Linked DNA regions of Homo sapiens: region 2 is linked to region 1. Evidence: chromatin loops called from intact Hi-C (ENCODE). Cell type or tissue: GM12878. All regions are shown on one strand.

Region 1 (2,500 bases):
GCTGCCTAAAGAAGTAGTGAGTACCTTGTCACAGGAAATGATCAAGCAGGGCAATTGGTAGGGTATATTACAGAGGGAATCCAAGAATTAGACCAGGTAATTTTTCTGGCACTTAAGATTCTGTTATTTTCTGCTGGATTCTGTCCCATTGAATTTGAGATAACAGTGCAATTTTCAGATGCAGTGTCCAGGAGCTGGAGTTCCTGGACATAAAGCCAACGAGACCTCTCAGGGACAAAACTGTACTCTGAGTGTTGGGTGCCCAAGCCCAGTACTGTTTACATTATACCATAGTTATCCCAAAGAAAACAGCCAGTGACAAAAAGTGGCAGTGCTGTGTTGAGTCATCTCCGTGACTTCTCGAACCCCAGGAGGGTGTCAGGAGGCCATGAAGAAAATGCCCCACAGCAGCTTTCCTTCCCCTTCTTAGCTTCAGAAGATGACCTCACTGTGTTTTCCTCCAACAATAGGGTGTTCCTCAAGTTCTCTTTTCTCCAGCACAGCGTTTCTTCTGCCTTTACACCCTCAAAGGCCCTCTGTCTTGCTGTGACATAGTCCTCCACATGTGTTCTTGGTCCCATTTCCCTTCTCCCCCTTCTAGGATCTTCCTCCATCTCTCTTGGTAACCAATCTTTGCTTTTTATTGGTTCTAAACATTTATAAGTATTTTTATCCTAGAACAAAAAAGTCCCTAAAATTACTAGTCAGCCTCCATTCACTCAAATTTGTAAAGTGGATGCTCTAGTCTTGTTGCCCTTGACCTTGGCCACATCCTTGCACCTCACACCTTTCTTACAGTCCAACTTCAACCCCAAGGTGCTTTTCTGAAAGACAACCATGTAACACAGCAGAAACAGAATATGATTTGAGATCAGAAGGCCTGGATCAGTTTCTGGATCAGCCACTTACTATCCGAACCTCGCTTTCTTCATCACATTTGTTATGAGCATCAGATGAGCTAATAGATGAGGAAGACGTTTTCTCCCCATGAACTGAAAAACACTGTACAGTTGTTAGTGTTAGTGAAACTGCTGTCACAGAGATGATCAGTGATGTCTTTCACCACCTGCTTCAAGGGCCTTTTCTCGGTTCTCCATCTCATAGTGTCTTGGCCACATTTGAACTTGCTGTGCCCTCCTTTGTGAAACTCTTTACTTCCATGGTTTCCTTTTCATTTGTTTCTAAGAAATTAACATCTCATTTCCAGTTTCCTCTCTGCATCCTCTTTCTCCCGCAACATCCAGATTCCTATAAGTTGTCTTCCCTTTTCTGCTGTTCCTCCTTTACTTCCAAGTGAGGGAATAATCACCCTTCCATGGATTCAACTATCTCTTCTGGATGCATAACCAATTCACATTTCTCTCCCAAGTTTTGGTCCCGGATTTAAAACCCTGCTGGATTTCTCCTCTGGTTTTCCTGCCAGGATCTCAAATTCTTTATTGTTGTCACAAGATAAATCAATGCATCTTTGCAGAGCCTCTGACAAAGTGGTTTGAAAAGGCCAGGGACTGAAATATTATTGGCCAGCCCTGCAAAGGAGTGCACTTATCATCAGGGCCCATCTCCCAAATGCCAATCAGAGAGAACAATTCCTTTTATGTAAACTTCATGTTGTAAATTATAGTATCTGCATGCCAAGTAGAGGATGGTAATATTCACTCCCATGAGTCTCTGGGTATTGCTAAAGCATTTTATGAATTGACAACTCTCCCATATTATCCATCTCTCTGGGTTCTATATTCTTGGTTTTGGAAACTGTCAATGGCCAAAGTCTATAAGCTGAGTTCCTGGGTCCTTCCCAAACCCTCCTTGATGGGTAAACAAGGTGATCATCAAAAGAGTAATAAGACCAATTCTTATCAGATTTCTTTTTCCTGGTCTGAGCCAAGAGAAACCACCCATTTAGTCCAACTGGCCCAGAAATTCTGTCCTTTTAATATTTTGAGTTGTATTAAACTATAAAAAATCTCTTCTTTATATCATAGCAAATATATGTGATCTATCTGTGTTTCCCTCTACTGGTCTCTTTAATTTATGTTAGTGGTAGATGTTTAATAAATGTTAGTTTTCTTTCCCTATTTCCCCTTTCTCTATCAGACTGCCAGAGCCATGAGGGGAGGGACTTAGTATTTCTCATTTTTGTACCCCTAATGCCATGCCTTATTCATCCACACATACACATACACACACACACACACACACACACACACACACAGTTAAATTGAACTTATTAAAGTAAGTATAAAATATCTATGTGGGTGGTGTGGGAATATCCAATTTTTAAACAGTATCAAGAAGGATAAGGTATGATGTCTTTTGCATTGACTGGTGGGGCGTATTATCCATATAATATATCATGGTTGTGTCTGAATGTAGCACTTCTGATCCCCAACCTGTAGCTCCAGAGAACCTTCTCTAGTCTCATCATCTTGTGTCTAACCCCTTAGCATTGACCAGGACCCATTCCCTACTTGCCCCTCAGTATGGCCAGGTAACTGGC
Region 2 (2,500 bases), 130 kb after region 1:
ATGTAAGTAATGCTTGCTAACTGTAAAAAAAAAAAAAGTCTAACACTAGAGAAGTTTATAATCAAAGAGTAAAAATTTCCTGGTTTTGCACACCTTCCCCCCAATGCCACTCCTCAGGGATAATCACTGTGAAAAAAAAAAATGTATATATATATATATAAATATACACACACACAGAGATATACACATACATACACGCGAACACACTTTGACATATATAGATGTATAAAAATATACAAATATATATTTTAACAGTCTAGGTGTATTATATAGTAAATAATATTAATGTGTAATATATATTCTATATAAGTTTATAACTGTGCTTGTGCATATGTATATGTATATACACACATGTATATGTGTATACATGCATGTGTGTTTTTATATATTGCTTTCATACTATATATACTACGCTGCAACTTTTTCAAAATTTAATGTTGAGGGGCTTCAAGGTGGCTGACTAGAGGCATCTGGTAAACGCCTTTTCCACAAAGAAGAACCAAATAGTGAGTAGATAATCACACTTCAAATAGATCATCAAAGAGAGAGCACTGGAATTCAATATAGAAGTAACAGAAAACACTTAAAGCACGGAAAAGAGAGGGAAGCAAGGCAGACTGCTCAGTAGGATTGGCTGAGAGCCTGGAGAGGCTCTCTAATGCAGGGAAAGAGTAAGCAAGTGACCTCCAGTGATGTACATTCCAACCATGGACTCCTGCATCTTAGCTACAGGAAAACTCCTAGACCCTCGCAATCCCTGTGACTAACATAGGAAGCTGCCTAAAGACCATGTGAAGGTATTGCTCCGGAGAGGGAGCTCATACTAGGGCTCACCCTTTCCCTCATGAAGCCATAAGCAGCTACAGCAAGGTTCCATATTAAAAGCCCAGCCCCCGCAACACTGCATCCCGTCCAGGGGCCCAGTAGCCCCTGCATTTCCACATCTCTGGAGCCCAACTTATATTCCTTACCTGCAGCCACTGCTGCAGCTGGCTGCTGCCTCCAGAGCTAAAGCACTAGCCATTGGCAAAGATCCTGCTGCCACCAGCAGCAAAGTTTCCATGCATTTTCACATGCCTCAAAGACAAACTCCCCCACTTGCAGCAGCTGCTGCTGCAGGCTATAGCAGCTGGGGCCAAAGCATAAATAAAGTGCATATTTCCCAGCTGCCGGCATATGATTGCTGCCGCTGAAAGCAACACTGCCCTCACCAGTAGCAGGGCTGCAGTGCAGCTGCTGCCACACCCACCTAAACATTTTGCCTTGGGCCTGGGGATGACCTCACCCTGGCCTACCACAGACAGCATCTGCATGTACCACCAGTGGTCCTGATGACAGATTTACCTGGCCTGGTTCCATTTTTTCAGTGCCCAAATATGCCATCCAGGGGCCTGGGGACTACCCAGCCTGATCCACCATCCTTGGCACCTGAGCAGTCTTTCTGGGGGTCTGAGGGTGGGATCACCTAGCCTTCTGCTACCACCAGAGTGGCATCCCCCCCTCCCCACATGTGCCACCTCCAGGCCTGGGGACTAGGCCACCTAGCCCATCACAGCCACTGTCAACACCAGTGCAGACTGCTTAGGACCCAGAGGTTAGCGCTACCACTGCTACCTCCATCACCCATGCCACACCCACCTGCGAAGCCCACCACTGCCACTAACAGCACCTGAGTAGGCTGCCTGGAAGCCCAAGAATAAGCTGACCTGAACCTGCTAACATCCGTGCCAGAATATGCCACCCTGGATCCCAAGGACAGGCATGCTCAGCTTGCCACTGCCACTACTGGGGCCCAAGGAGAGGCCCACCTGGTATCCCCATCCCCAGAAAAACATCACTACATCCTTCGTCAACAACCACACCCTAAGCCACTGAGGAAATCACAGAAACCACTGGTGCTGTGTACAGCCAAATAAGTCACATGAAGACTACACTACTGCACATACTCAGAATCAAAGCCAAAGTGCCTTACCCAACTGAAATCATAGATATATCTTTAGGAAAAATTGTCCCCTACAAAAGCAAAATTTTAAAAAATTCAAGAAGTGACTGTTACACCAGATGCACAGATATCAACATAAGGACACAAGAAGCATAAAAAAGCAAGTAAAATATGACACTTCAAAATATGACACTTCCAAAGGAACGTAATAATTCTCCAGCAACCAGGTTCCAATCAAAAAGAAATTTATGAAATCCTGGATAAGTAAGTTAAAGTAATGATATTAAAGAAGCTCAGTAAGATAAAACAGAACACATAAAAACAATACCTCAGAAAAACAATTCAGGACATGAATGAGCAGCTTAGCAAAGAAATAAATAACATTAAAAAAAAACAAACAGAAATTCTGGAACTGAAGAATTCATTAAAAAATAAATAAATAAATAAATTTGAAAGCTTCAACAATGGAATAAGTCAAGTGGAGTAAAGAATTTCAAAACTTGAAAACATGTCTTTTGAAATAACTCAGTCAGCTAAAAGTAAAAAAAGAATAAAAAA

The links. Hi-C counts contacts between places; a loop is a spot of excess contacts. Peaks named below come from ENCODE experiments on the same cell type or tissue, not always from the same donor. Only the 100,000 strongest peaks of a DNase experiment are listed, where the experiment ranks them.
Region 2: it touches region 1 in a loop (4-fold over the local background); 2 of 110 quality-filtered maps call a loop at or near these places.

What each region holds. Positions count from the first base shown.
Region 1 is chr11:115,994,913-115,997,412 of GRCh38, reverse strand. No RefSeq gene overlaps it. Among named protein-coding and RNA genes, the nearest start is that of LINC02703, 77 kb to the right of the region's middle. RefSeq lists enhancers at 413-562, 1,086-1,185. In GM12878, no CTCF peak of the experiment used is centred here; DNase peaks (open chromatin) are centred at 413 and 1,052; H3K27ac peaks cover 1,860 bases.
Region 2 is chr11:115,868,691-115,871,190 of GRCh38, reverse strand. The region is part of intron 2 of LINC02698 (long intergenic non-protein coding RNA 2698); the gene reads right to left. Among named protein-coding and RNA genes, the nearest start is that of LINC02703, 50 kb to the left of the region's middle. RefSeq lists a silencer at 1,090-1,139. In GM12878, a CTCF peak has its summit at 1,215; a DNase peak (open chromatin) is centred at 1,200.